Regions from separate parts of the Mus musculus genome. Here region 1 is linked to region 2. A link is a loop called in an ENCODE intact Hi-C map of the cell type or tissue named here. Cell type or tissue: left cerebral cortex. All regions are shown on one strand. Each heading gives the region's core, and the rest is flanking DNA. Links, peaks and the distances in the headings are about the cores only. Region 1 holds the start of Klk11 (kallikrein related-peptidase 11). Region 2 holds the start of Ctu1 (cytosolic thiouridylase subunit 1).

Evidence for each region. Peaks named below come from ENCODE experiments on the same cell type or tissue, not always from the same donor. Only the 100,000 strongest peaks of a DNase experiment are listed, where the experiment ranks them.
Region 1: it touches region 2 in a loop (3-fold over the local background); 25 of 42 quality-filtered maps call a loop at or near these places.

Annotation. Positions count from the first base shown.
Region 1 is chr7:43,774,009-43,789,647 of GRCm38, reverse strand. It overlaps Klk11 (kallikrein related-peptidase 11), which reads right to left and starts at 13,319. Exons shown (of 5, transcript NM_019974.2): 1 at 13,094-13,319; 2 at 12,611-12,767; 3 at 11,895-12,160; 4 at 11,182-11,318; 5 at 10,385-10,863. The coding sequence starts at 13,130. The coding sequence ends at 10,711. It overlaps Klk10 (kallikrein related-peptidase 10), which reads right to left and starts at 8,594. Exons shown (of 6, transcript NM_133712.2): 1 at 8,502-8,594; 2 at 8,023-8,149; 3 at 6,729-6,912; 4 at 5,917-6,191; 5 at 5,199-5,332; 6 at 4,238-4,778. The coding sequence starts at 8,113. The coding sequence ends at 4,626. In left cerebral cortex, for the core only: CTCF peaks have their summits at 4,134 and 6,999 (motif pointing right); DNase peaks (open chromatin) are centred at 4,124 and 6,988.
Region 2 is chr7:43,670,209-43,685,847 of GRCm38, reverse strand. It overlaps Ctu1 (cytosolic thiouridylase subunit 1), which reads right to left and starts at 13,817. Exons shown (of 3, transcript NM_145582.1): 1 at 13,773-13,817; 2 at 10,202-10,744; 3 at 7,550-9,421. The coding sequence starts at 10,709. The coding sequence ends at 8,667. It also overlaps a transcript of Siglece not described here and a transcript of Klk14 not described here. In left cerebral cortex, for the core only: CTCF peaks have their summits at 4,683 (motif pointing left) and 7,130 (motif pointing left); DNase peaks (open chromatin) are centred at 4,681 and 7,137.

The sequences.
Region 1 (15,639 bases), core at 3,849-11,848, 100 kb before region 2:
TGCATCAGTGGGAAAGAGCACTTGTTGCTCTTCCAGAGTGGGGTGTGTGTGTGGGGGGGAGGGGGGGTGCATTTCAGTTCTCAACAGCCACATCAGTAGCTCACAGTAGCCTGTATTGTGAGTTAAAGCTCCAGATCCCGGAGATCTAATGCCCTCTTCTGGTATCTGAGTGTATGCACACTCATAACATTAAATAAAAATAAAAGAGATCTTTTAAAAAGTCCATGTTAATAGCTATCCTTAAAAAAAAATATTTATTTTGTTCATGTGTTACAAGTTTGCTCATGCTGGGCCTTTACTGCAGTTCTCAAGAGCTTTTTAACTGCCGAGCTGTCTCTCTATCCTCCAGCAGCTACCTTGTAAAAATTACATTATTGTATGTGGGCATGATACAGAACGTGTGTGGAGGTCAAAGGACAACTTGTGGGAGTCACTTCTCTCCTTTCCACTATGCGGGCTGTGGGGATCAAACTCAGGTCATCATGCTTGGCCACAAGCTCTTGTATACACTGAGCCATCTATCACTCCAGCCCAATCATTTGAGTGATATAAAAAATATTTAGATTCTAGGATTCTATGTACGTGAACTTTTACCTGGATGTATGGACTCATATTACCTGGTATCTGCAGATATCAGAGGAAGGCATTGGTCCCCTTGGAACTGGAGTTAGAGATGGTTGTGAGCTATAACTGGGGTTGGGCCTGGGTTCTCTGTGCTCCTCCAATGTTCTTGAGCACTGAGCCATCTCCAGCCTCAAAAGCCTGGACTTAAATAAGCTTGTTTCTATGATCTCATATAATATGCATGAGTCTAATCTAGCAGGTATCTCTGTTTCAAGGTGGGGGGTTGAAGTAATGTAGGACGAGAAGGATGTTATCAAATAAAAACACACATGGTACAACAGCTGCTGTCACAGGTGTCACAGAGGAAATGGGGTCTGTGGAGGGGTAACCGGGAAGGGGGATATCATTTGAAATGTAAACTAATAAAGTGATTAATAAAAAAAACAAAAAATAAGAGAGAGGGAGAGGGAGGGGAGGAGGAAGGGAGAGAGAGAGAGAGAGAGAGAGAGAGAGAGAGAGAGAGAGAGAGAGAGAGAGCCAAACAGCATAAGACAGTTTGTCTAGGGCAATCCAGGAGGCCTCATGGAGGAGGTGACCTCACAGAGACCTGAATGTCAGGAATGTGAGACTAGCCTGTCTCCCAGACCTGATGAGCAGCTTCCTAGGGGTAGGGTTTGGTTAGAGTCATCTCTGGGACTTGGCAGAGGATGTGGATGAATTACTTCCAAATATGAAGCCCGTCTGCAAGACCCTACTTACTGTGCTTTGGATCCTCAGATGACACATTGGACTGACATTTCCTGCGTATGCTAATGGTGTGGGGTAGGGACAGAGCTGACAGAAGGGAGCTGTGAGTCAGATTCTATGTTCAACATTCTGTGGGCTCTGGGCCTGGCGTATAACAGAGACTCAATTAATTGGTGTTTGAAAGGGGAAATTGTGCTGATTGAATAAGTGAACACTTTTCTCTGTATCCTTTTTCTGGTGAACTCTTATTCATCCTTTAAGACCTAAACTAAATGCCCCTCTATAAAGATTTCTGTGTTCCCTTTATTTGGGTCTAAGGTAAGTCAGGATGCTCAAACACATTTACATTTCATCTGAAACTTGTGAAATTCATCTGGGTCCATCCAAATGTTTTGAATGTTTGTATTTTGAAACATATACATTTACCCACAGATCATATCAAGATGGGGAAAATAACCTCTCTCTGACAAAACCCTGAAAGCCCTTAGCATACAGCACAGTTTGTTTGTTTTTTGTTTTTTTTTGTTTTGTTTTGTTTTCTAAAGTCCACGGGAAGGCTCTTTGGTGAGTTTAGCAGTGGGTGCTTTCTGCTGTAACTGGGAGTGGGCATGGATGCTGCACCAGACCCTCGAATTCCAGGGCCCCAAGGGAGGCAGGGAGTGTGTCAGGTGATCCAAGGTCAGGCTGGTTCCTGCCAGGACAGGAAGAACTGGTGTTGGGTGGACCCAGAAATGAGACCTAGTGGGAGGGGAAGAGGAAGTGGTTAAAAGACCCTTCTGGGAGGTTAGGAGGAATGGAGAATCTGATTTTTCCATCAGGCCTGTGGGTGGGCTGGGGGTAAGGCAGGAAAGGAAAATGGCAGAAGAGGGATTCTTTGCTTCAAAGTCTAGCTAAAGTGTCTCACTAGCTGAGAGTCAGGGATTCCAGCACAGTCAATCATACTGAGTTTTTGTTTATTTATTGTTTTAAAATCATGTACATTTGTACATGTCTGTAGATGGGTACACGGATGTAAGTGCAGGTGCCTGAGAAAGCCTGAGACATCTGACCCCTCGTGTGCTGGAAACCAAATTCAGGTTCCTCTTGTAGGAGCAGTGCACACTCTTAACCACTGAGCCATCTCTCCAGCTGTACTGGCTGGTTTTGTGTCAATTTGACACAAACTAGAGTCATCATAGAGGGAGGAGCCTCCGTTGAGGGAACACCTCCACGAGATACAGCTGTAAGGCATTTCCTTAATTAGTCATTGATGGGGAGGGCCCAGCCCACTGTGGGTGGGGTCATCCCTGGGCTGGTGGTCTTGGGTTCTATAAGAGAGCAGGTTGAGCAAGCCAGTAAGTAGCACCCCTCCATGGCCTCTGCATCAGTTCCTGCCTGCAGGTTCCTGCCCTGTTTGAGTTCCTGTCCTGAGTTCCTCCAGTGATGAACAGTGATATGTTAGTATAAGCCAAATAAATCTCTTTCTCCCCAGCTTGCTTTTTGGCCATGGGATTTTGTTGCAGCAATAGAAATCTTAACTAAGACATCAGCCCATACTTTAAATATTTGCAATTTTATGTGTATTATTGTTTTGCCTGCATGAATATGCCCGGAAGCCAGAATAGAACATGAGAGCTCCTGCCGCTGGAGTTTCAGCTGGTGGTGAGCTGCTGCGTGGATGCTAGGAGTTGATTCCAGGTCCCTTGGCAGAGCAGTCCGCACTCTCAACTGCTGAGACATCTCTCCAGACCTTTATCTCTTTGACGTTTGTTTGTGTGTACTCCTGCACATGCACGCCACAGTGTTCATGTGATGGTCAGAGAACAATTTGCAGCACAAAACGTATCTGACCTGGGTTGGGCCTCACTCCTCTCCTAGGAATTTTTGGGCTCCCTCAGAGATGAGACTGCTAACTGTCAGCATTGTAGCTAACTACCTTCCCAAGCCCTCCTGACCTGATCTGGAGTTGCACCATCTCTGCTGTGGTCCCACCAGATGACCCCAGAAGCCACCCTGCAATCTCATTTAGATGTAATGGCACAATTACAATGATATAACCAGACATCCATCTGATGCTTACTTCAAACCCCATTGAGAACCCCATTCTGACTATTGTGAAAACCTATGAGCTGGTTCTTTGAGAAGCCCACACTCCTGGGATAGGAGGCGGCTCCGTGGGTAAAATCACAAGCTGGTAAGCCTACGACCTGAGTACAATCCCTGGGATCCACACAGTGGAAGGAGAGAACTGACTCACAAATTGTTCTCTGTTCTACATACACACACACACACACACACACACACACACACACACACACGCTTTTAGATATATCCTGCTTTCTCTTTCTTTTAACCCTCACGCTTAAAACCTATGCTAATTTCTTGCAATAAACTCCAACTTGGGCAAATAAGATGACTGAGCTGGTGAAGGCACCGCCAAGCCTGACATCCTGGACTCAATCCCTAGAACGGAAGAACTGAGGGTCTGCCCTCTGACATCTATGCATCATGTGCTCACATTCGTTCACATAAATAAATATATGCTTTTGTAAATTGAGAAGATCTGTAAAGACTGCTCAGTGGGTAAAGGTGTTCACTGTTGGACCAGATGACTTGAGTTCAGACTCTGGGGTAGAAAGAAAGAACTAACTGCTTTTGATCTCCACACATGTTCCATGCTGCGAGCATGTCTGCATGCAGACATGCACATACACAAAATACATGTGATTTTAAAAAAACAAAACCAAAAGCCTCCCACTCTGCTGCACACTGTATCATCATGAGATCCAGTTTTACCAGAACTGAGGTCCTGAAAACATGAAAGGACTCTGAGGGTGCTCTGGGTGGCAGTGTGGAGCCAGACTCTTCTTTGCTGCTGACACATCTGAAGGCTGCCCTCTGTGCACTCATTGGCTCTGATCCCAGACAGAGGCACACACATTGGAGGTCAGATTTGGTAGTGTTTAATCAGTGATAACCAGATGGTGTTCATGTTCCTGTGTCAGTGACCATAAACACACACATACACACACACACATATTCCATCATGGTCTCCATACAACATATGTAAGAGGTAGACAATTCATTGTCCCCATTTTACAGACAAGGAAACCAAGGCTCAGAGAGAGTACCAGGCTTGTCCCAGTCACACAGAGGAGGGAGGTAGAGGTTGAATGACAGGTAACTTTTCTTAGAGACTTGGGGACTGCTAGCTTCCTTGGGGTACTAGAACTTTCTCAGCCACCATTTTCTGCATTTGTGAGCAGAGAACAGGAGTGGACAAGGGATGAAGGAAGAGGGGTGGGTGGGCATGAGAGGAGGAGAGGGGCAGACGGTCATTTGAAACGAATGACTCTTCGGATCCAGGGGGTGTATTTGCAGATCTCTGAGTAGACAGATGGGTGCTGGGCAGCACCACATGGGTAAATGCCCCACGAGAGGACGCCATGCAGGGTGTCATCACACACCAGGGGGCCACCGGAGTCACTCTGCAGATGGGAGGAAGGAGGTACCATGAGGAAAGAGCTGCCTGGAGGGCTATTGTTGGGTTAGGATACGGAAGACCCTGGGATGGGGCTGGAGAGATGTTAGAAGTTGGGGTGGTAAGGAGATACACACAGAGGTGATGGTGGCATGGGGCGTGGGGGTCAAATTGGGAGGTGACAATGGAGATGTGATAGGTTTGCAGCTGGAATTGGCTCATCCAAGGTGAGAAGACTGAGAGGGATCAAGAGATGGGGGTTGGCAGGGTGAAAAGCAGATTAAGGGAGTGGGTTGAGAAACGGGGTAAAGAGTAGGGAGGGCTGTGGATTGGGGAGGAAGGGAGGAAAAGCAGAGACAACTCTTTCAGTGTCTTAGTGCCCCCCACCCAGTCCAGGAGACAGACTTGCTTGCTGATCTGTCCTTACCTGGCAAGAGTCTTGGTTTCCGTCTGCCTCAGCACAAATCATGCTGTTGGTGATCACACCTGGGTAGAAGGTCTCACACTGCTTCTGGCTAAGGAGAGTTACCTTGGAACAGCTCAGGCTCCTATTGTACTTCACTGAGAACAGGGCAGTCACAGGGAGACCAGTTAGCCCTCTCTTCCAGACCCCGGAATCCAGCCCCAAGCCTTCCTACATACCCAGGGAACCTAACCCCACCCCTCCACCCTTAGGCACAGAAATTCAAACCCTCGTGATCCTCCCTCGGCCTCCTCCCTGGGACCCAGGGTGCCAGCCCCAGCCTCTTCTCTCAGATCCAGGGGTCTAGATCTGAGCCTTCTCCTCAAACCGAGATGTCAGACCTCAGCTCTCTTCCCCCAACCTGGGAGTCTAGCCACGACCTTCCTCTCTTATACCCAGAGGTCCGTGTCCCAGCTCTCTGACCTCACATCGAGGTGTCTGGACTCCAGCCCTCTTCCCCAGATCCAGGACTACAAACTCCATCTCTCTAATCTTACAAACTCCATCTCTCTAATCTTAGATCCAAGAATCCAACCCCAACCTCTGCAGTCCCCTGAGCCAGAGTTCATATTCTAGCCTCTTCCCTCGGACGTAGACACCCAGGTTTCAGCCATCCTCCCTCAGATCTAGGGTCTAGCTCTCACTCAGCCCTTTGGACCCAGGAGTCCAGCCCAGTTCTTGCCTCTTCGGCTGGCTGAGGTCCCCCAGCCTGAGACCTGACACTCTTGCCCTGGCTGAGAGCAGCGGAAGGGCAGTTGCACGGGATGCACGTTGGACGTCAGCATTACAGGACTGCTCAGTTTCAGCATCATGAGGTCGTGTTCATCTGAGCGATGTGGCAGGATGGGGCCTGAGCAAGCCTGATACTTGGGGTGGAAAACAGGTGAACTCGTGGACCGCAGTTGCTCCTTCTGGAAAAGCAGCAAGTGGTCATCGCCAACTCGAGCTCTCAGTGGCCTGGGGGAGGAAGAGTAGCCTGATGAAGGCAAAACCTTCATGGAGACAGAGCCTAACCCTAGTCCTTGGGTCAGAGGGTGAGGAAGTGAAGTGGGATCCTGAGATCAGAGGGTCTGGGAGAGTAGCTGGGGCTGGTCCCCTGGGACTGAGGGAAGAGGCTGGAGACTGGACTCCTGGGTCTGAAGGAGGAGGGCTCAGGACTGAAACCCTGGGTCTGAGGGAGGAGAGTAAGAGTTTGAGGGTTGAAGGCTGACTACTACTCTTTAGTATGCCCGTCTCTCCTTTCATCTTCGTGTCACCTGGTCCTTTGTCCCTGCGTTGCAGGCATATGAGGAGACTACAGGTCTTAAATACAACATGCCCTGGCTGGCTTCTATGGACAGGTGCGATGGACTCACAGCGCCCCGCCCTGGCGTTGCAGCTTGGATCCTGCCTCTCTTGTAGAATGGCTGCCACCCTTAACCTAACCAAAGCCGAGAGAGTGCCTGGGCCCCATCCTCCCCACTACTACATTGCTACTTCTGAGTGGTTCCTTACTTATTTCTCCAGCAATGTGCGGCCGTGAGCACCCAGTTCTGGTCCACCAGGACACCCGCACATTGGAACTGGAGGTTATGGAAGAGGGAGACCTGCCAGGGATGATAGTCACGCTCGCACTGGGCGCCGGAGGCCTCGAGGTCCACGCGCGTGGCGTTTCCCGGGAGCAGCAGAGCCTGCGCCGCTGGATAGAGAAGCGGGACAGGGGGATCAGGTTTCGCCCAGCCAAGTCACGGTTCCGGGTTAATACAGCACGTCACAGGATGGGCCTCTAGGGGGCGCAGCTGAGTAGTAAGCCGTGGGAAAATTAGAGAACTCTGCGAACCAGTTACTGAGGCGTGAAAGGGCAAGAGGGGTTAGAATAGAATGGGACTAAGACACCCCAGGGCTGAGACTGGAGTGGGGGTAGGATGGGGGGCGGTGAGGCAATGTGCAGGAAAGGCAGGGATCTAACCTACCGGGCTGAGACCAGATGCGAGCCTAGGCAGAGCACTGTGCAGAGGGAGTGTGATAGGTAAGGGGGCAGACAGGGGGTACAGAAGGGCAGAGACACAGTGAGCAGTAAGAAGGCAGAATTCTGAGTTCGAGCCTGGTCTACAAAGTGAGTTCCAGGACAGCCAGGGCTACACAGAGAAACCCTGTCTCGAAAAAAACAAACAAACAAAAACAAAAAACGAAACAAAAACAAAAAAACAAGAAGGCAGAATACAAAGGGAAGGTAAAGGCAACAGTCAACACGGTGGAGGCAATATGGAGCAGGAGACAGAACGCACAATGGGGCAATGAGAAGCAGAAGACAGGAGACACAGTGGGCCAGTGAGGAGCTAATGTGGCAGCGAGGAGGAGACAGGGACAAGGTGGGACAGCAAGAAATGGGGCCAGAGCGCCGAGAAGTGCTAGACAAATGAGAAGGGGTGTGCAAGAGGGAAAGGTAAGTCTAGTCCAAGGATGGGAAGTTGCTCCAACACACAGGTTAGGGGTACTGTAGCACCTCCTTTAGGAAGAGGGAGGGATGCAACGGGTCTGCAAGAGGTGAGGAGAAGGCAGGAGAGGCTAAGAGGCGAGGTAGGAGAGGCAGAGAGGTGGAGAAGCTGATGGGGCGAAGGGGCTGGGTTCTCCTAACAGTTGGGTGCGGTATCTGGGGTCAGAGCCCACCTGAGGGTGGATCCTGCTTGGGATGTCTATGTGGGTGCCAGGCCCCCAGGAAGGCGAGCTGACTACGGTTGCAGTGGCAACATTCCCTCCACCTCCGGTCCTGGCCCTTCCCTCCTGTCGCCCCCGGCCCCAGGCTCACCCCAGAGTTGCACCATCAGTAGCGGCAGCAGAAGCTTCACCAGGGACCAGGAGCCAGAGGCAGTGGAGAGGTGAAGAAGCGGGACCCTCATAGCTGATACTTGGCTTGCAGAGGCTGGAGTGGAGGCCTAAAACAGATGATCGGTCAAGACCCCCTGCCTCAGCGCATCTGAACCACTTCAATGAGGTTCACTCCAAAGGCCCCCAGAACTCCAGTCCTCGATCCTCCAGAGGGGACCAATTTGTGCACCCAGCCTTTCTTGGCCACCAGCCACACTGAGCTCCAGGTCCATACTCCTTCGTGGGTGGGTTGGGGTCCTGCTCAGAGCCCGTGGGAACCTCTTCCTAACCTCAGAGCTGAGGGACTTCCCCATGCTGCAGGGAAATCAGGGCTATGAAAGAGTTCCTGCCCGTTGCCCGAGGGTCTCCACCCATCCTCTCGCCATCCACCCCAATAGGGTGGGGTGCAACCCGCTTCACCTGGGAGTCGCCAGTAAGAAGAAAGGAGACTCAGAAGTGGCTCTTGCCCTGCAGTGTGGGCTGCAAACAGTCCTCTGACCAGGGACCCCTGGGCAGACCTTCCCTTTTAACCCTCAAGATCCCGGAAGCTTCCTCCCCCCCACCCTTCCCCTTAGGGCTTCACTCCCTCTCTTTCCCTCTCCCTAATTATAACGTGGGTGGGGCTGGCATTCAACCAGGGCCCCAGATTCCTGCTCAGGGAGGGGCCCTGGAATACAGGCTTCTGGCAGTGACAAGAACACCTTCTGGAGCTAGCTTTCTTGGGGGTTCCCCTATGCCCTCTTTCTGAGAAGTGTTCTCAGGTGTGGTGGGAAGATGGGGGGGGGGCTTACGTCGATGAGATGGTGAGTGACAGAGAGGGGAAACGAAGAGGGGGCAAGGTCTGCTCTGGCAGGAGCCAGAATGAGGAAGAAGAGGGAGGTGGGAAGAGTTCAAGTAGGCAGAAGGAAAGAGTGGGAAGGACACAGACAAATTCCCAAGTGTGTAAACCAAGAAACAGTAGGCTCCTTGTGTCTCAGCATGTGCTGAGAGGGTGGGGGTGGGAAGCTGCAGCTTTGCCCTAAGCCTGTGTGTGAGCATCGTGCACCCTCCCTGTGTGTCTTCAGGTGACACGAGCTAGTGAATCACATTAAGGAACAGGCCACATCACCTTGGCTGACACCCTCATTTTGGGTGAGGAATGGGAGGCTCGGAGAGGGCTGTGACTCATAAGAGGTCACACAGCAAGCAAGTCCGCCTAACAACTAGAAACGATTCTCTCTAGTTCTAGGGATCTCTCCTCAAGAGCTGAACAGAACGTCTGTGTTTTCTGAGGCATCTTGTCTGTGTTAACTTCAGAGGTTGCTTGACTCAGTCCTGTCCAGATTTTTGCTACAGTGACTATGTTGTACCAGCCACCAGCTACTTGGAGCTACAGAGCATTCAAAATGTGTTAAAGGTGACAGGAATTTCCTTTCTGTTTTTGTGTCCTTTGGCTTCATTTTGGCTAGCAGAGACCAGGCAACGCTGACCTCAGTGAACTGAATCTGGCAGTTGGAAAATGATGGTAGCCTCTTTTACTACCTCTTACTCTGTGCATGCGGACCGCACTCACTGCGATCACACTTTTGCATGTGCAACTTCTCATGTAGAGAGAGAAGAACTGAGTGAGTTCTTTCTGCCTGGCCAGCAAGATGGCTTGGTGGGTACCGGTGCTTGCCTAACAACCTGCCTGTGATCCTTGGTCCCCCACATGGTGGAAGGAGAGAATGGACTCCTGCAATTTGCTCTCTGACTTCCACCTGTGCACCATGGCGTGTGCCTCTCCCTGCCCACCCCTAAAAAAAGAATGAGTAAATAAATGGAAAACAAAAATAAACTAAAACTAAAAAAAATTTTTTTAAAGTAACATAAAAAGAAAACAAACTGAGCATTAATGTTAATGTGGCATTGCGTTGATAATTAAGAGTCATTGGGCTTTTAAACCCTTCAGGTCTCAGCTGGGTGGTTGTGAGCATGCACCTTCATCTGTCTGTGCCCACTTTCATGGTCTGCAAAAGTGGGTAGAAAAATAGGACCAATCTCCAAGGGGCTTGTGAGCATTCAGTTGCTTAGTAACATTTAAAAGATCTTTGGGGGGCTGGAGAGATGTTCTGTGGTTCATAGGACTTGCTGCTCTTGCTGAGGACCAGGGTTTGGTTCCCAGCACTCACAGTGGCTGGGGATCTGACCCCTCCTCTGAGCTCCTCAGACAGGCAGGTGCATGTCAGACAAACGAATATACAGGCAAACTCTCATACCCATATGACATTTAAACACCCTCTGTATGGTCAGGACTAATATGCAGTTGACACTCAACAGAATCATTTATCATTTAACAAATATTTATTGAAACCCTGGGATATGCCAGGGACTGTCTTCAAAGCTGGGAACAAAACAAAACAAAACAAAAAACAACCAAACAAACAAAACCAGTGGTGATCATGTCCAGAGTCACAATTTAGTTCAAGTCAGGATTTGATTCCAGGCCCCAGGTCGATCATCAAGTTAGAGCATCCCTATACTATACTCATGGTGGGTCGGAGAGAGTACATGCCAGGGTCCCAGCTGAGGACTTCTTAGGGCAGAATGAAGAGAAGTCAAAGCATTAAGAAGAGGTTGGAGGGGTTGGGTGGTGGGAAGCAGGTCCCCTCTAATTGTTCCTCATAACCTCGTGGATCCAGTTAAAGTATTTGCAGACTTTTGTATAGACACCAGGCTTTCTGGTGACGGCACATGGGTCCTGACCCCAGGAGATGATGCCTTGAAGAGATCCGTTGCAGACCAGGGGGCCTCCAGAGTCACCCTGGCATGAGAGGAGACACAACCTGTTAGAGTTGAGTGGGGTGGTTGGGAGGGGGTGAGGACGGTAGTGAGGGTGGTGGGCAGGTGAAGGAAGAGATTGATGGTGAGAGGCTGGGTGGGATGAAGGTGGGATTCTGGGTGAGAATATAAATGGGGTCAGGGCCCAGAGGTTCTTCATGGGTGGCAGAGTTGGAGAGGAGGGTGAACATGGGGAGGCAGGGTTGGATATGGTTGTGATCAGGGCTGACTGGGGATGTCAGTAAAGATGATGGAGGTTGCAATGGGTATGTGGCTGGAGATCCAGCCCCTGCCTGCTGACCTGACAGGAGTCCTTGCCCTCTTTCCGAACACTGGCGCACAGCATGGTGTCTGTGATGTTGCCCGGGTAGGCCTTCTCACACTCCTTGTGTTCGATGATGGAGACATTGGCACATCGCAAGGAATGAGGCAGGCGCACTGTGGGGACAGCAGTGAAGGGTGTGAGCAGTGGTCACCTGGTTTTCCAACCCCACCACAGTAGCCAGCACCTGGGACAATCCTTGCCCTGAACCCATCTCTATGCTTGTAACTGTTGCAACAGCAATGCATTGAGTAAATTCTTCCTACTACTTGTTCTCTGTGCATTACCTCTGACCCCACTGTGGTAGGTAGATATGATTATTCTTTTTAGGAAAAAAAAAAAAAAACCAAGGTTCAGAGAGGTAAAGCCACCTGCTTTAGATCCCACAACTAGAAAGTTATAGATTTGGGAATCACACCTGCCGCACACCTGTCTCACACCTGTCTCACACCTGTCTCACACCTGTCTCACACCTGCCTCACACCTGTCTCACACCTGCCTCACACCTGTCTCAGTCTTGAGGCCCAAAAGTGAGTCCCTCAGAATTTCTCATCTTCCTTTTAGCTCATCCCTCTCCTGACTGCTCCAGATCACCATGCCTCTTGAGTGACTCTGATCTTTCTCTCTGAAGATTCATCTGGTCTCCTTTCCCCATCTCCCACCCGGATCACGGTTCCCTCAGGAGCCCCTACACTGGGGGCTGGACGTGGTGCCCCATCCAGAAATGAGGCAGCTGGTGCCTGCAGCGACACAGTGTGGGGACAGGGTGAGTGGCTGCACAGCTCGGGTAAAGAAGACGGGAGACGACATCTTCACAAGCATTATGTCATTCCGGTGGTCTTTGTTGGGGAGGCTGTTGTTGAAGTCGGGGTGGGGGAAGGACTCAGTGGCCATCCGCCTCTGCTCACAGCCGTCTGTCTTCTCTAGATTGTGCTCTCCAAGGAGGATCACGTAATGGCTGAGGTGGGAGAGATGTGGTCAGAGGTAGAAAGGTAGGGGGACAGGGCAGGGGTGGGGAGGGAGAGATGATGAATTGTGCCTTGTGAACACCCAGACCCATCTACCATCACTCGCTCCTTCATCCTCATCCTGACTAAGGCCATCATCTATTCTAAGACCACCTCATTCCTTTGTCATCAACTCAACTAGATCCCCATCATACAAACTAATGCCACTCCATCCCCAAACCCTCTATCTTCATACCAACCAGGCCTCCGTCATACACACTAATGCTACTTTACCCTCTCCAGTCTGATCATCCATGCTAACACCACACCATCCCCAACCCCTCCACCCACTGCTGCCACCCCCACACGTTCTCTCTGGACCCAGCCCCTCTCTCCATTCATCTCTCCATCTCCAGCCCCCTCCCAGCCCCGCCCAGCCCCGCCCCAGCCCCCGCACCCACGGCTTGCGGCAGTGGGCTGCTGTCAGGAGCCATTTGGGGGCGATGAGGGTTGCCCCACAGAGAAGCCGTGTCTTCTGAAAGAGGGCCACCTGCCATGGCTGTGAGTGAGGCCTGCACTCATAACCCTTGATGATCCTCGTCTCTCCCCCTACGTGCCCTGAAGGGGGCAAAAGATGAAGTACAAGCATAAGAGGGGGTAGGCTGGTAGAGAGACCCCAGAAATGAAAGTAAGCAAAAGAATAGCTGTTCTCATTCTTAGCTGTCACGTGCTGGCATAAGACTATACTTCCAGGTCATTAGTGGCTGTCCTAAGATTTTGAGGGGACCCAACCCCCACCCCCATTCCTCCTCTTAGTCCCACTTGATTATGCCTGGTATAGCTCAGACTACTTCATGGGGGTGATCTCCAAGCAGGTGTCACTGTAGCTGGGGGGCCTTAGAAGTAGAATAGGGAGCCCCCCTTCCCTCTAAGCCCCACCGTACCTGTTACCAGAGCAAGTGCAATGAGTCGGAGAATCATCCTGGCCTGGAGTAGGGCAGGGCGGGCGCCAGGTTCCCCTGGGGACAAGGAGGGAGGTCTAATCACTTTAAGAGGCGATCAGAATGCTGGCTTTTGGGTTTTCTTCTTTCCTTCACCTGTTGGGTCTCTCTGCTTCTCTGACTACCTGCCTCCTTCCCCCAGGGGAACCTCCTGGTTCTCACACCAATCCCCAAGCCTGTAAGAAAAGCCTTGTGCTTCCAGAGTGGCTTGGATCTAGGCTAGCAGCTTCCTGGATATTGAGAACAACAAAACAGCTGGGAGGGGCTTTGTTGGGCAAGGCTCCTGGCTCACTCAGGTTGAGCTGCTCGGAGAAGGAAGACCCCGGGAGAAAATCTTAGAGAATATTTTTCTTTTTCTTTACATGAGAACCTGGCTTGTTCCACAACTGGGAGCCCCACAACTGGGAAGACAAGGGGGAAGGGGCTAACTACTGGGTAAGGACCTCATTTTTGATGTCCCAACATGTAGAATATTAGGGACCTGTGAGGTCTGTCCACAACCAGTGAAGTCTCTCCCTCCACCTTGCTGAACTCCAGTGAAGGACAGCTGGACTGGGCTGGGTGTGGTTGGCTAAGGGACAGCTGGTGCCTACAGCTGCCCTGGCTGGCGGGGGTGGGAGAGAAGGGCAGGACGAAGCCACCTGAGGGGACGGACTGGACGGAGGTCACTGAGTTTGGGGGCAGCAGTTTAGAGGTGAGAGATACAGAGGGAAGCAGAGTGTGGCTTCAAGTCCCTCCCCATCTTCCAAGGACATCTTCAAGAGGGGGAAAATGCATGCTGGGACAGAAGAGGCCTAGCTTCTAGGATGGCAGTCTTCTGGAATGGGTGGGGGTGGGGGTGGGGGTGGGGATGAGGGTGGGGGTGGGAGAACCTTCCCTTCTCTCCTGGATTCATTCCTGGGCTCTGGGGATGGGAACTCTAAAGGGTGCGGTTGACACTGCAGCAGGCTGGGTCTGAGCACCTGGGGAGAAGGCAGGCAGGCAGGCAGGCAGAGGGCTTGGCCTCCGGAAGGGGGGCCGCTGGGATGACTGGGCTTCTAATCCTGCCTTATTGCCCTGGGAGAGAGCTGTGTGTGGGCCCTCCCAAGGCAGCCTTGGGGTCTGGGAGACAAGATATCACTTGTCTGAGCCCCTCTTCTCCCTGTGGTCTCCTCTTCTTGTAGGTATACCCTTTTTTTTTCCAGCAGGTCTCAGAGTCTCGGGCCCCCACATCCCTCTCTCCCCTCTGTGTGTGTGATTTTGGTCTCTGCCTCTAGGCTTCTGTCCCTGCTTGTCTTTGGATCCTTGTTTCCTCTTGTCACAGCTTTTTGTCCCTACAACCCCTTTCTAGGCCTCCCATTGTGCCTGTCTCTGTCTCCTCTCTAAGGCCTCCATTGCTCTCTCTCCTCCTGTGGGCCTCTCCCTTCTCACAGCCTAGGCCCAGCGGGCCCCTTGGCCTCCTTTGGGCCCTCCCTTCTCCTTTCCAAAGAGGGGGGAATCTGGGGCGTCATAGAGGTGGGGCTGCTTGCCTGGTGAAGGGGCAGGGACAGGACGGTGGGGGAGGCAGGTCAGGGCCTGTGACAGCCATGGCTCAAGAAAGGAGAGAGAAACCTCAGCGGGTGTGCCAGGAGCCCCAGGGCTCCTATGTGGGCCTCCTTTCTCTGCTGACCCTTCCCCGGCCCCCCTGGTCTTCACTGCCCAGGCCTCCGGCACTTACTGGTTTCTGTAGATAATTTCCAGTCACTCTTCAGCCTCCTCATTAGATAGCTTCAGGTTTGAAGCCTCAGTTCTCCTAGCTTATGTTTTCATTTAGATTTTTCTTCCATGGGCCTCCTTCGCCTTACTTCCCTAGTCAGATGTGGGACAAGGCGGGGTAGGCCCAGGCTCTGCCAGCAGCCTACTGTGGCCTCAAACCCTACGGGCTCTGCCTCTTCCTACCCAGGTGACGTGGGACAGGTGACTCCACCCCAGGGAAGCTCAGTTCTCTACTCTGTGACATGGGGGTGCCGGCCCTGCCTTGGGGTGGAGTGGGGATGAACTGCCAAGGGGATGTTGGAAAAGGCTACCATCCTGTGCTTTGGGGTCAGCACACCAGGTTCCCAGCACACTAGGTCCCCTCTTAGGCATTTTTTTAAGCAAGAATGCCTTCTTTTCTGCCTTCTGAAGAGAATGTGGAGACAGGACCAGTGGGGTGGGACTAGCCAACGACTGTAGCTGGGTTGTTTCATCTCTAGACTCACCTTGGACTGTCTCTGAAACAATAAAACATACTGGCATCCCATAGCAGACAGAACAGATGGCTATACAGCGCAGTCAGGCATAGCACACCACCCCCACTCTGGCCATTTATATCCAGTTCATGAGAAGGCCAAAGCTGGGGCTGGAGACATGGTTCAGCAGTTAAGAGCAATGGCTACTCTCTTTAGAGGACTTTGGTTCAATCCCCAGTCCTCGCACAGTGGCTTACAACCCTGTGTAACTTCAATCCCTGGGGCTTCAAATCCAGTGTC
Region 2 (15,639 bases), core at 3,319-11,318:
CTTTTTGTTTAAAATGGGGTAGAAGGGTCTGGCAGATGTGAGACCACAGGGAGACCACCATGCTTAGAGGAGAATGGAAACCCAAGGGATGTCATGGGAAGTGTGTGGACACTAGCTCGTGTCGGGATTACAGATTGGGAACTGAGGCTGGCTGAGAGGAAGCTGCGCACTTACCTAGCTGAGAAGAGAAGGAAGCAGCATACAAAACCCACAACTGTCCTGACTCTTTCTTCTGTCACCTCGGGGAAACTGCCAACTGCGTCAGTACATCCGCTTATGTGACCAATAGGATTTCACGCATGTTGAGCAAGTTAACTGGATGGATCTTTCCCCTACGTGCGTGAGAACTGAAACATCCCGGTGCCATTCTGACCCTCCATTGTACTAGACAAGGAAGTCAAGATGAAGTCAGCTCCCTTGCCCAGGGTTGCACAAAGCCATGTAGCCACATGGAGATCTGAACCTACCTGAAGGGCTCTTCCCAACTGTAGTTGGGAAATATTCAAGTGGACGGTACAGCCGGCTAAGTGGTGAGATTAACCCCAGATAAGAGGAAGGACGCCTATTCCATTGTCCAGGGAAGGAAGAGGGAAAGGGCGAGGTTCTCTGTGGGGCGTGGGTCAGGTGGCAGGAAGCAGAGGACGTGCCTGTCTAATGGCTCGGTTGGGTTTTTTTTGTTTTTGTTTTGTTTAGTTTACTGAGAGAACTCACCCAGATCATCTTCAGGAGCACACATGCTCAGGTGATGGGGGAAGGGCACTGTTTTGGCAAGTGGCCAGAACAAGGAAGCCAGGAAAGCACCTGCCTTGATGCTGAGCCAGTGGAGTTGAGGATGGTCAGGGATTAGGTCCGGGTGAAGGAGAAGCAAAGGCGGGAAGGCTTGGTGGTGAGACCTGCCGTGGGATGGCCAGGTGTCTGGGGAATAGAACAACAGCTATGGGTGTGCTGTCTGCAGCACCCTCCACCAGAAGCGTGCCTCAGAGGGGGCAGTTCTTCCTGGAGGAGATAAGAGGCTCAGCTGGGCTATGGAAAAGGGAGTGGGGGTAGTGGGAGGCACTCTGCAGCCATTGGAAGATTATTGATCTGTAAAGTTGGTAGTACTTCCAGGCTCTTGACCTTTTGTTGACAGGTGCTGGGTTAGGCAGTCTGTAAAGAACATATCTTGACCCCCACATCTTCTCTGGGGGTTCACTGTCACAAAATGACAATGAACAATGTCACAAGTATGTGACAATGTCTCAAGTATCCAGGTTGGTCTTAAACTCTCTATGAAGCTTGCAATTCTGCTCTTCCTGCCTCCACAAGTACGATTTCTTTTGGAGGTGGGAGTGGGATTCTTCCCTGTGTTAGGTCTCGATTCCCTGCACACGTGCTGACACACATTTTACAGGTGAGGAGACAAATCTGAGTCCCAGCCCTCCTGACTCAGTGGCCCTCTCTGGCTCTAGAGCTCACGTGGCTCTCTCGTTACTCAGACTTCATCTGGCAAAGGAAGTGTCTACAGAATCCAAAAAAAGGTGTTGCATGTCCTGGAACTGTAGTTACAGGTGATTGTATGCTCCTTGAGGTGGATGCTGGGAACTGAACTCCAGTCCTCTGGAAGAGCAATGCATGCTCTTAATCACTGGGCCATCTCTCCAGCACCATCTCTAGATGTCTAAGTTAGCATCCACAGCTGCTCATGCCTGCTAACACCAGGCATCCTTCATGGTGGTGGACACCCTCTGATTCCTCTGTCTGTACTGTCTCCGTGGTCCATTTGAACCCAACCTCTCCTCAGCTGCTTAGGTCAAAAGCTGGGAGTGGTCTCCAACTGCTGCCCACAGTCCCGCCTCCCAACCACAGTTCTGCCTCTCACTTTGGCAGAGAATTCCCCCACTTACCTCTTCTCTGCCACATCCACCCAGCCTCCCAGCCCCCTCACCTACACAGGTGAAGTAGCACACAGCCTGGTCTCTCTGTTTCCACCCCCACTTAACCCTTCCCCCTCCCCCTCCACCAGGCCAAGCCCATTCTCCATTTAGCAGCTATGGTCCCTAAAGCTCAAAACCACACCTTGTTCAAAGCTAAAACCTATCTAAGACCTTGCTGGAAGCATACTAAGTTCCAAACACCCCAGGCAACAGTGTCTAGACTTCCTCCCCCTCCACCCTAGTCTTTCCATCATGTCCTCTGCCTTGGGCCCCTGTGCTTCCTTGATGTTCTCAGCATGATTGATACCTTCGCATCTCAGGGGCTTGGTCATTACTGTTCCCTCTGCCTGGGACACCTTTGCTACCACCCTGCCCATGTCATCCCTCCAATCACCTTCTCTGAACCGTGCATTCTCTTCTTGTCTCTGCCCTTCTCACACTGCGTGCAAGCACTTATCGGTGTTCAATGTCCTTCGTGGGTATTTTAATTTATTTTTATTCAGAATAAAATTTTATTCAAGTCTGTCTCTAACAACTTGAGTGTCAGCTCTGACGAGGGAAGATGTTCAGCTACTTAGCCCTCTGCCCCTCCAATAGAAAGAACAAGGACTGTGTCTCCCAGAGGATTTGCGAGGTCCGGGACCTTTCCTACCTGGTCAACCACTGAATTTACCGTACTGATCTGGTGTCTGGTGTATGCGAAGGGATGATATACTGGGTTCTCTGTGTTTCAGTGGGGTGGAGAGGGGGAGCCACAGGCTTCCTTAGGGACGCCCAGCTCTTCTTCCTGCCTCAGCAAGCCCCAGGCCTCTCCAACACCCTCCAGTATCTGCAAAGCCCACCTGAGTGGGAAATGCGTTTGCTCTGCTCATCAGGAGGGACACCCTGTATTTATATCATATTTTAGCATTTTCAATTGTGTGTGTGTGTGTGTGTGAGAGAGAGAGAGAGAGAGAGAGAGAGAGACAGACAGACAGACAGACAGACAGAGACAGAGAGAGTGAGAGGGACAAAGAGAGGGAGACAGGGAGAGGGAGGAGAGGGAGACAGAGAGAGGAGGACAGGGAGAGGGAGAGGGAGAGGGAGAGGGAGAGGGAGAGGGAGAGGGAGAGGGAGAGGGAGAGGGAGAGGGAGAGGGAGAGGGAGAGGGAGAGGGAGAGGGAGAGGGAGAGGGAGAGGGAGAACTATGAGTGCCTTCAGAGGCCACAAGAGGGCATTAGATCTCTTGGAGCTGGAGTTACAGGATGTTGTCAAGCAGCCTAACTCAGGTCCCCTGCAAGGGCAGTGTTAGCGTTTTTTGTCTATAAAACACAACAGGCAGTACTTGCTCTCAGTGGATAAGCTACCTCTCCAGCCCCTATTTTATATAGTCTATGAACTCACACAGGAAGGAGTTCTTTAAAGTTTTAAAAACACACCCAGTGTCGGTAGGATTCACAATTCTTGGTGAGAGGTTTAAGCCCTTGCACCTGTTCTCAGCATTACCAGGTCTTCCACTCTCTCTAGCTCAGATCCTCAACTGGTGTGGTCTTAGTTTTAGTCTCCATGGCCGCTCCCACAGAGCTCTTGGTGTTTTGAGACAGCGTCTCCTCCTTACCATGTACCTTAAATTCATGATCCTTCTGCTTCTACCTCCCCTGTGCTGGGATTTAGGGCTGCGTGTACCAGCACACCCCATTTATGCAGCACTGAGGATGGAGACCAGAGCTTTGTACATGCTAAGCAAGCAATCTACCCACTGAGCTACATGCCCAGTCTAGCCTTGTCTGCCTTGAGTCTTTCCAGGCAGGCCCTGTTCCCAGCTAAGGCAGCATTCTGACTTCTGCACCAAGAGCAATGCTTCCCCACAGGGACAGGTGCCTCTTGTCGGGGACTGAGGCCCACTGCCATCCTACCAGACACCACGCCCCTCTCTCTTGCCTTTCCTGGCCTCAGTCTTACTCAGCTCCTGGGTCTTGGTTCAAACATCACCTCCGCATTCTATGACGCACCACACCGTGCTGGGCGCCCCACCTCTAGGATCCCTTCTGAAGTCTCACAATGGCAACAGTGGCATGTAACCCTTTGGTCCTGACTTGTCAGTGCCTGCACCCTCTTCCTTCACCAGAGGGAGAGCCCACTGAGGGCAGGGACCAGCGCTGAGTCAGGTCTTTCCTCACTAGCCTAGGCTGAGAGGTGTTAGGAAATGCCCGCAACCGTGATTCTTATCCTCCCCTCCCGGGAGAGTTCAGGGCTTGCTTCTGCATCTCAACACCTGCCCCTCACACTCTCTCCTCTGTCACTTGTCCTGTCCTCCACTCTCGGATTCTAGGCTAGTCATTCCCTCTTCCAGGAATGCTTTCCAGCGGTCAGCCAAGTACCACCTCAATTTACACGGTTCTCTGCTGGGATGGGGCTGTCTCCTTTAGGCCACCCCTTTTCCGCTTAAATGGACAGGACACATCCTTACCGACACCTGTCAGTATCGAACTGTTGCAGTACATTACAGCTGTGTGTTCCTTCTTTTTATTTCTTTTCCTCTCTCTCCTTCTCTGGCCTCCATCTTCCCAGCCCCTTTCTTCTTCCTCTCCAGCCTTTAGGCTCTGTCCTGAGCAGTTTCTGCAGTTTAGCTGCGTTACCGGGTCTCATGCTCAGAGTCTGTGCAAGGCAAGGAAGGACACATCATCTTTATGAAAACTCAGAGGTTTCAGGCTTCTCTAGATCCAGTGCTGTCTGGGCCTGGGCTGGATACCCAGTTTTGGTGCGCAGATGTGGTCACAGCGCCCCCTTGTGTTCAAATGTGAACACAGCCCCTTTCTCACACAAGAGGCTCAGTAGCAGGGCAGAGTCCCTGGAGATATTCCAGAAATGAGAGGTGCCCTGCTGTGCATGCATTTGGAAGCAGGTCCTCTGGATTCCAGTTTAAGAACCTAGAGTCCCTGCTCCCTCCCTGAGTCACAGTTATGTGAGTCTCGGCAAGTTACTTCACTGGGTTGCATGTTCATCTAGCATAAGTATTAAACAAGCATTACTCTCCTATCACTGCACTAGCCGGGATGGAACACCCTCTTGGTACGGGTCCAGTCCCACAAGAGAAAAGCTTGGAGTTGTACAATCTGCCTAGAGAGTCTTCAGTCACACCCTTACCGCCCCCAGCCCCTCCTCTGTTCCCCCATCCCTGTCCATAGCTACTTCTCTGTCACAGCAGTTGTTGGATAGACCCGGAATAGAGACTGGCCTTCACTGTTAGAATAAAATTCAAGTCTTGACTCCACACACCTGGTCCAGCTTCAGATGCCTGGAAGAGATCAAGGTTATTCCTATACCCTAGTTGCTGAATTGGCGGTTCCCTCCTCCAGGGGGAACTCCCTCCCCCATACTTTTGAGATTTGTTCCCCTAGCTTTATGTGGGTCGCTGCTCAAAGGCCACCTCCCCAGAGGCCTTTCCTTCATGGCTCCCTCTACTCTATTTTTGACAAGCAAACCTTTGTGCTGGGGATGTAGCTCAGAGATAGATTGTCTAGGATCCCCCTGTGAGGGGCTGAGGGTGTGGCTTGGCATGTTAGGTCCTTAATTCAATCTTCAGCGTTGAAAAAAGGGGAAAAAAACTTCTTCAAAACTGACCATATAATCAGTCACAAGACAGGCCTCAACAGACACAAGAAGACTGAAATAATCCCATGCATCCTATTAGATCACCACGGACCAAGGCTGCTCTTTAATAGCAACAAAAAACAACAGAAAGCCCACACACACATGGAAGCTGAACAGCGCTGTACTCAATGGTAACTTGGTCAAGGAAGAAATAAAGAAATAAATTAAAGACTTTAGAATTTAATGAAAACGAAGGCACAACATACCCAAACTTATGGGACATAGGAAAACTCATAGCTCTGAGTGCCTCCAAAAAGAAACTGGAGAGAGCATACACTAGCAGCTTGACAGCACATCTGAAAGCTCTAGAATAAAAAGAAGCAAATGCACCCAAGAGGAGGAGAGGGCAGAAAGTAATCCAACTCAGGACTGAAATCAACCAAGTAGAAACAAAAAGGGCTATACAAAGAATCAACAAAACCAGGAGCTGGTTCTTTGAGGAAAATCAACAAGATAGATAAACCCTTATCCACACTAACTAGAGGGCACAGAGACAGCATCCTAATTAACAAGATCAGAAATGAAAAGGGAGACATAACAATAGAACTTGAGGAAATCCAAAACACCATCAGATCCTACTACAAAAGGCTATAATCAACAAAACTGGAAAACCTGGATGAAATGGACAATTTTCTAGACAGATACCAAATACCAGAATCAGGATCAGATAAACCATCTAAACAGTCCCATAACCCCTAAAGCAGTCATTAAAAGTCTCCCAACCAAAAAAAGCCCAGGACCAAATGGGTTCAGTGCAGAATTCTATCAGACTTTCAAAGAAGACCTAATACCAGTACTCTTCAAACTATTCCACAAAATAGAAACAGAAGGAACACTGCCCAATTCATTCTATGAAGCCACAGTTACACTGTGCATTCTCCCTTGGAGATGGAATGGTTTCTGTCTAATCAGGAACTTGTCACAATTCCCTTTCATAGAGGACTTCATGAGAGATTTTTTTTTTCTACTTCTATCATGTTTAATGTTCCAAGTAGATTTTAAAAACTGGTTGAGTGCATATTACTTTTAGCTTCAGAAGAATTCATGTATATTTAAGAGGCATTTAACTATTATAAATTATTTCGATGACTTAAAAATGTCAATACTGAGCTGTATATTTTTAAGTAAATTTTTAAAAAAAGGAAAAAGCGACAGTCACAATCACTCGTTATTTGTTTGCAATGGCCCTCCCTCCGCCCCCACCCCAGACTGAAAATTTGTGGAGGGGCTCCTGTCTCTGCCCACTGCAGCTTCCTGGCACTTGCAGGAGGACCAGACAAAAAGATGTCCAATATTTGCTGAATGAATATTTGACCTGGTGCTTTATAAGCCTAGGGGGACCTGATGGCGGCAGGGCATCCACCTTTGCTTTTTAACTTATCTTAATTTGGTAAATAGAGACCTATGGAGTCACTTCCAAGAGGACAGGGCCACAGAGGCTAAGGAGCACCCTTTGCCCAATGTTGGGGGAATGATCCAGGGAAGTTTTTAGTACTTTTGAGGAACCCTCTTCTTGGGAAGGTTCTTCAGCCTCTCAACTTCTTAATATGGCAAGGCAGCACCCAGAAGCCTGGAGCCCCCTGGTGGCCAATCCCCAGTATACAGAGCCAAGCTGGACATGGACTTGGATAACTGGACTCTCATCTCCCAAGATAGGGGTGAAGGCAAGACAGTTCCATTTTCACAGGAGGAAATGGCACCTTAGAGAGGTTAAGGCAGAGACTCAGCACAAGTTCTGTCTCCAGAGTCCAAGCTTGGGGTGCCCTCCTCACTCACAACAGATACCAGGACTGGGCAAGGCAGTCACCCTATTATAGATAGGACTGGTGACAGGCCCTGTGGTCCCTTGAAGTTGCCATGGGGAAGAAATGAGAAGGTAGATATAAGCACTCCAAAGCAAAGATGAAGTCCCCTTGAAAGCAACGTGTGTGATGAAGACCCGTATGTGGACACTCTTACTTTCATTTCCTATTGCTGCGATAAAACACCAGACCAAAAACATCTTTCGAGAAAAAGTTTTATTTCAACTTACATTTTAGGTCACACTCCATTACTGAGGGAAGTCAGCAGGAACTGAGGCAGAGGCCATGAGGGAACACTACTACTGACTGGCTTACTCAGCCTGCTTTCTTATAGTATCCAGGATCACCTGCCTAGGGACTGGACCGCCCACAGTGGGCTGAGCCCTTCCACATCAATCATCAATCAGAAAATGCCCCACAAGCTTGCCTGTAGGCCAATCTTATGGAAGCATTTTCTCAGATGACCCCAGCCTGTGTAAAGTTGACAAAACAAAACCAAAAAATGGCCAGCCAGGACACTAACTCAACAACCATGTGAAAACTACAAATTTGGTTCAGAACCTATCAGCTCAGCAGACCACTGGCTTCCAAAGACCCACAAGCTAAGAAAGTCATCAGATAGTTCCTCAGACTGACAGAAGGGATTTCAGCTTTGCTATAACCTGTCTACCTGCAGTTCACACCGACATACTTGACCAATGTCTTGATTAATGACTTTCTATTGTCCTAGGGCTGTAAACGTTTGTGTAACTGCTCCCACGGCAGTTTCCCAGGCAACCTCAATTCACATACCCGCCCATGGAAGGTCCCAACTGGTTCAGAACAAACTTTCTCCAGTTCCCGTAGGTGCGAGAGCTGTGCCTGGATGAGACGGGTATAGTGACGATTGTGAATATTCCTAGTACGCATGTGACTTTGTTTACCTGACTTGGGAAAACAGAAAAGGAGGGCCAGGGCTCTCTGAGCCCACAGAGGTGTGCGGGAATGCATGGGTGTTGGTCCCTTCTCTCTTAGAGCTGGTAGCTGTGCCTAGAGCGCCCTATACTTCAAGGTTCATGTTGCTCTACAGGGCCCATCCTTCCATGGGGTACAGGTAGGACACGGGGCTCAGGTTGCAGGGCACTGGACACTTTAAATAATCTGCAGGGCTCAAGCGACTCTGCAGGGTACAGCCACTCCACACGGAAACAGGTCAGTCCCAAGGTGCCGTGCACTGAAGGGAAATCACTTCACAGTGTATAGATTACTCCACAGTTGCAGGGCAGTGGGGTACAATCACTTCCCCGGACACAGGGCAATGTAGAGTGCAGAGCTCAGGTCACTCCGCCACGGGGCTCAGGTCACACTGCGATACACAGGTGGCTCCTGCCCGGTCCCCTCCATTCCCAAGGCTCAGGTCCCTCTGCGATACACAGGTGGCTCCTGCCCGGTCCTCTCCATTCCCGGGGCTCAGGTCACACTGCGATACACAGGTGGCTCCTGCCCGGTCCCCTCCATTGCCGCATGGGTTGGCTTTATCTTTCGGTTGCTTGCAGGTGCAGGGTCCTGCTGGGGCCACAGGGTCACTGGTGACTAGGCTTGGGTTCCCAGGCTGTGGAGGCTCAACTTGCAGCACACGGCGGCCCTTGCCGATGGCCAGGCGCGGCAGGCCTCGGTTGAGGCCATCCAGGAGGGCACAGGCCTGGCAGAGCTTGTGGCTGGCCAGGGCTCCGCAGCGGGAGCAGGTGCCTGGAGGAGGGGGCTTTGCTGCCGGAGCCAGAGCTAGGCGCTCTGCCGAGTGCACGAGGTCCAGCACGGCTGATGGTCTGGCCGCCTCCAGGAGCTTAAGCAGGTCCCGGGCATGACCACGGAAGGCCTCAGGGGCATACACGCACTCCTCGGAAAAGTAGCGGAGATGGCGGAAGTGCGCATACAGCACCACCTCCTTCTGCGAGGCAAACTGCAGAGGCCGGCACCTGGGAAGTGCGCACCCCTCGCCCGTGGAGCCCAGCACCCCACCCCTCGCCAGCCTCCCAGCATCACCACGCAGGAAGTTCATGAGCACCGTCTCAGCCATGTCGTCAGCGTTGTGGCCTGCGGGAGAAAGAGCTCAGGTCAGGTGAAGGATTAGGACAAAGAAGAGAAGGTAAAAAGTCCCAGCTCATTTCCTGGTTTGAAAAGTTACCGAAATCCACCAATCCCTGAGCCTGAAAACCCAGCACTCTGACTTGAAATGTCACCAATCCCCACCTTGGAAATCTTCACCCTGTAAACTCTTCCATGTTAAATACTCTAAGCCGGTCCCCTGCTCAGTACTCCATGGCTTCTCACTGCAGCAGAGGCAGCCACCTTCTTGTGTCACTTTCAATCAATCTCTTGTGCGAGATTTGTTGTATGGTGTGACTCTGTGATATTCCTTGGCTCCTGACTGCCAAGATACCTTTCCCCCTCAGAGCTGTGTCACCGCACTCATAGCCTGCTGTTGCTCTTGCCAATGGCCAGACTCAGTAGGCCCCAGCTGAGGCGTGTGTACAAGCCTGGTATTTACACGAGGAGGGGGGCCCCAAGAAGCCCTGGACAACAGGAAAAGTGGAGAAGAGGCCGGGAACCCCTGGAGCAGATGAGAGGACCCGGTAGATCCTCCCTAAGGAGAAAATGTAAAAGGGACCATAGAGACACTGGGGCCTGGGAGAGTGGAGGTGGGCGTTGGAACGAACACTCAGAACCCAGAGATAAAAAGGAGGGACAGTGGAAGTTCTCAGCACCATAAAGGGGGGGGGGGGAGTGGAGACCCCAGCCCACCCCACTATCTTGCACTTCCTGGCACACTACTCTTCCACACCCACACCGTTCCTGCTGCACACCAGTGCTCACCTGTCACAATATGTGTAGCTCCCACAAGGCGCGCACCCTCCTCCAGCGCGCGCCTCCGCAGCACCCCGCAGAAGGTGCAGCAGGAGCGACTGCGGCCGGAGCCTGCGGTGCTGCGGGCCACGGCGTCCATCGTCCAGCCCCCGAAGAGATCTTCGTAGGCCACGATGGTGAGCGGCAGCTCCCAGCGCGCCGCCTGACTGCGCACTGCCTCCAGCGCGGCGTCCCGGTAGCCGCCGATGCCCTCATCCACCGCCACCAGGTGCAGGGTGATGCCCAGGCGGGGCGCAAGCTCACGCAGCACGTGTGCCAGCACTGTGGAGTCCTTGCCACCAGAGGCACCCACGGCCACTACAGCGCCCGGCGGCAGCAGGTGCCCGGCAAGCACTGTATGTAGCACCTCAGCCTCAAAGGCAGCACAGAAGCAGGAGCCGCACAGCGCCTGCCCAGAACGTGGGCGACGGAGGGCAGCACGGGTCTTGTGACAGGAGAAGCACGTCGGGGCGGGCATCTTGAAAGAGAACTGGGTCGTCTGAGAGGTCTACACTGTGGAGGAGAGAGAAGGGAGTCATCTGGGGAGTCTACACTGCAGGGTTGACGGGAGAGAAGAGGGGAGGGGACCACACAAGATACCCAAAAGGGAAGCTGGTTATCCAGGATATCTGCATTTCAGAGCTGAGGGGAGAAAGAAGTGGATCACACGGATAGTCTGTGTTGTGGGGAGGCTGTGGAGATGGCGTCCTACTGAGTGGCCCTGACACAGGGGAGCCCACGGGAAGGGCAGCTTCTTCCTATACCAAGAAAATAAAAACCCGACGACAGGGTTTCAGGGAGACAGAGGGGGAAGCCATGCAAAGGATAGACAGAATGGAATTGTGTCTGTTTTAGGAAATGGAGCACAGTTTTGCAGTCACTCTTGCTACAGTCTCAATCATAGACAACTTCCAGAGCTGACCAGATCCCGGAAGAGCTTGCTACTCGGAAGCAGAGGGCTCCAGATGTTTGGATTTTAGTAGGGGAGGTAAGATACTGGAACCCCGCATGAGGTCCTGATTGCTTCCCCTGGAAGGCATAGTGGCCTCTTCTAGGCACACAGAAGCTGCGTGCATCTCCTCTACATCACCAGCTGTAATGAATCAGTAAAATCTCTCCAAGCTCAGGCCTCTCCCCCAGACCACCTCATCTCCAGCGTGGACTACCCGGGAGCATCCCGCCTTTCAGAACAGGTCAGGCTGTCCCTGGGATTTACCACAATGACCAGAATGATCTGGCAAATATTTGTTTACTGTCAGGAACTTCCATGAGGTCAGGACCGGTACCACTGAGCACTGCATCTCAACTCCGACCTCCCTGATTCCTTTCACCGAATGGTGTCCTGCAGTGGAGCTCAGGTCTGTCCTTCCAGATGCTCAGACTAGAAGCCCTGAGGTCTAGGACCACTCTGGTCACTCATCCTGTGTGGGGCTCAAAATTCAAAGTCCAGTCTTGACTTGTTCTCCAAAGGTCCCTAGTCCATCCTCAGAACTCATGCTCAGATCCCCTAAAAGGATACAGCCAATCCTTCTGTGGCCTCAGATGCCAGACACTTCCCACCTACTCCATGGCCAGGGCTGCAGTAGAATTCTAGTAACTCGTCAGGAGTGGTAACGCACGCCTTTAATCCCAGCACTTGGGAGGCAGAGGCAGGCGGATTTCTGAGCTCAAGGCCAGCCTGGTCTACAAAGTGAGCTCCAGGACAGCCAGGGCTATACAGAGAAACCCTGCCTCGAAAAACCAAAAAAAAAAAAAAAAAAAGAATTCTAGTAAATCGCTGTATCTAGGGTAAACTTTAGAATGAAATGGTTGTCTTTCAGTGTACCAAGAATAGACATCAAAATGAATTGTTCTCTAGAAGTACTTTGACCTTGAAGACGTCATCGCAGAAGACGTAGATCATTTTCTATTGTCTATGAAGTTGTTTTCTGAAGGAGCTTTAGGGCCTTGGCATGACTTGGTACAAGACAGTCCTGATACATATGCGATGTCTTGCATTATTGAGTACAGCAAACAGTCCACAAGAGGGACCAAAGTTTCAGGGGTGTGATGTTTCCTTTGATGAGGAGTTTTGGTTTGAGAAACTTTTTAACCCCCCCCCCCAAAAAAAACAACTTTTGTGAAGAAAAAAAAAGACTACCTCCACCTAAATCTTCACATATTATTTAACTATGCAACCTAATTCTTATTTTATTTTAAAAGTTTTTCTGCTGCCCAGAAGTACCTGTCCTAAAGGAGACACAACCTAAAGTAAACGCTAAATAAAAAGAAAGAGCCTGACGTTCAGTTCATTGAGGCTGGACCTCCTTGCTGCCTTGGAGCCCGATTACATTCTAAGGTGACCCTCATTGTTTGATTATCCTGCACAACTCAGAACACTGGCACAGCCTGCTTGTCTGGGTCACTGGTCTCTGCCTTGGCCTCCCCTCCTTCACGACAATTTGCATATAACAACCTGCAGATCCAGCCCAGTTACCTTTTTGACAGGTCCGTGAATGATGCTTGGGAGGCCCCGTGGCTCCTTTCCAGAATGCTCTCAAGTATCCCAGGAACACTCCTTTCCTCTGGCCCAAAGAGTTCTTTCTGATCACTGAACCCAGCAAGCAGCCCTCAAGACTCCCCTAACTCTCCTGGCTGAGCACTGCCCCTTGAACTATCCTCCTCAGCCTTTGTTTCTCCCCTTCCTCTCGCCCGGATTAGGTTCACACCAGTCTCTCCTCACTTCTCCTCACGCCCTGCCCAGCAAGCCCTAGAATCATCAGGCTCAGAGGTGCCTCCAGGCTTGACCTCCTAACGACCCACTTAGGATCCTTGCAGGGCACCTTTCAAGTGCTCCCCAAATCTGTCCCTTCTGCCTGGCTTATCTGTCTCCTGAGAGTGCCCACCACCTTCTACCCCCGCATTTATGCAGAATGGCGTGTAAATACACTCTCTGTTCTCAGTCATCTAATCCTGTGAGGGGGTTGCTATTGTAAGGAGTAGCTTACAGACACACGCAGAAACAGAAAAGGGGGATACCACATCAGTAGTAGCCCTGAGATCATGGAGGGAACCTGGTTGATAGATATATCAGTAGTCTTTAGCTGACGGAGCGAACAGGGCTTATGCTAATTAAGTAAGTATCTGGGATGATGGGGGAAAGAATTGTGTACAGACTGGCGGCAAACCCCCGAGGTAATAACAGGCGTGGTGGTGCACGCCTTTAATCCCAACACTCAAGAGGAAGTGGCAGTTGAATTTCTGCAAGTTCCAGGCTAGCCTGATCTACAAAACAAATTTCAGGGGTGCCTCCGGGTGGCCAACTCTCCTAAAGGGCAGAAGAGGCGTCACCAGAACATATTTAACAGGGGCAAGAGAAGGCAGATGATCTGTTACCACCAAATGAACAAAGCGGCCTGGCAAGAGACCAGACTAGGAGATCCTGGCCAGAACGCGAGTTGACAATCATAAAAGCGAGTGCCAAATCTCTAGAAAGACCTTCAGCTCTCCCGTGGCACCATGGCCCCAAGCCCGTAGGAACCGGAGGAAGAGGAACACTAACCTGAGTGGAACGAGCTGAGTACTCTGCCTGCCACGCGGAAGCCTGGAGCGGAAAAATGCCCTGGGACTACAATTCCCATAAGGCCTTGAACTGCTTTGCCTACGACTTCCAGAATGCAACAGCTCCAGACGCGGGCCTGTAACTCTACAGCAGCTTGGACTCCAATTCCCAGAAACACTTGAGAGTACAGCTTTCCTTCTGCCAAATGCCTCCCCACGGGCCGACTCTGTAGGGCGCACACCAGGGCCTGGGAACCGAGCCCAGAATCCTGATGTTGTCCGGCAACGCGAGGTCACCAGAAGGGAAGTTGAAATCAGAAGTGGTTGAAATCAGAATGGCTGCAGTATAATTTCCTAGTTTTGTGGACTATCATATACTTCTGCTACTTGCTTGCTTCTCAGTCTCTGTTACTGTTTCCCCCTCCCTCTTCTCTGTGTCTCTCTCCCTTGCTCTCTCTTTCTTTGATTCTCTCCCCAGGATCTTACCATGTAGCCTAGGCTGTCCTGGAGGAACTAGCCATATAGACCAGGCTGGCCTTGAACTCAGAGACCCACCTGCATCTGCCTCCAGAGTGCTAAGATAAAAGGTGTATGCAATCTTGCCCCTTTCTGTCTTCCTTCCTTCCTTCCTTCCTTCCTTCCTTCCTTCCTTCCTTCCTTCCTTCCTTCCTTTCTCACAAAGGTGGAAGGAGTCCAGATGACACACAGCTATGTAAGCTATTGTAATACACATCAGTAAATTGTCGTCTTGTACTGTTTAAGGTCACCGGGAACCTGGCGTCCCAGCCCGACTTTAGACCCAAGCATTTTGTCTTAAAGCGTTCTCCAAGACCGCTTCCTCAGTCACCAGCCGGCTTCCTGGTCCTGTGAGAAAGTGAAAGAGAACAGCCAAATAAAGTGGAAACGCTACTTCCTTAAGAACAGGAGAGTAAGTTCTTAGAAGAAAAATAGTGTATCCTTGAACACAGATAGGATGGGACCCATTCCCAGAGACCTCTGCTACTTCTCATCCCATAGGACATCTGTGGTGGGAATGGTTAGTTGGGAGTCTGTCTTCCTGGGATCCTCTTCTTCAGCCTCCTGCAGACTGTGTGTGGTTCCCAGCTTCCCCAGTCTGTTTCTACTGGATGTTTGTTTCATGTCTGACCTGGTGCCCCATTATCTTTCTGCAGTTTGCTGTTTATGCACTTGAAATGAAAAGCATTCCTACTGTGGATCATTCTCCAGTTTCAGACAGCTTTCTACCGACGAACCACACTCCAGCCCCTCACTAGGGGATTCTAGGTAGGGACTCGATTATTGAGCCACTTACTACCCAGGAACTTACTGGGAAATTCTAGGCAGGGGTTTTAACACTGTGCCACACCCTAGCCTCTCATTAGGGGATTCTAAGTGGATGCTCTATTACTAAGCTAGGTATATTCCCAGCACCTCATTGGAGAAACTCTAGGCAGAGGTTTTAATAGTGAGCCATGCCCCAACTCCTCAGTATTGGTATTAGGTAAGCACTCTAATACTGAGCTATAGCCCCAGAATGCACCACTTCTATGCTTTTTAAATTTAAACAGGGTCTCGCCATGTGGCCAGTGCAGTCCTCAAACTTATAATCCTTTGCCTCGGTCCTCCAAGTAGCTGGAATTACGGCCCTGAGCTACCAGCCTGGGTTCAGCTCCGTGGTTCTCAACCTTCTTAATTTTGCAACTCTTTCACACAGTTCCTCATGTTGTGGTGACCCCAGTCATAAAATTATTTTTGTTGCAACCTCATAATTGTAATTTTGCTGCTCTTATGACTCATAATGTGTGTATCTGTGTTTTCCAATGGTCTTAAGCAACTCCTGTGACCCCAAAAGGGTCACAGCCTACAGC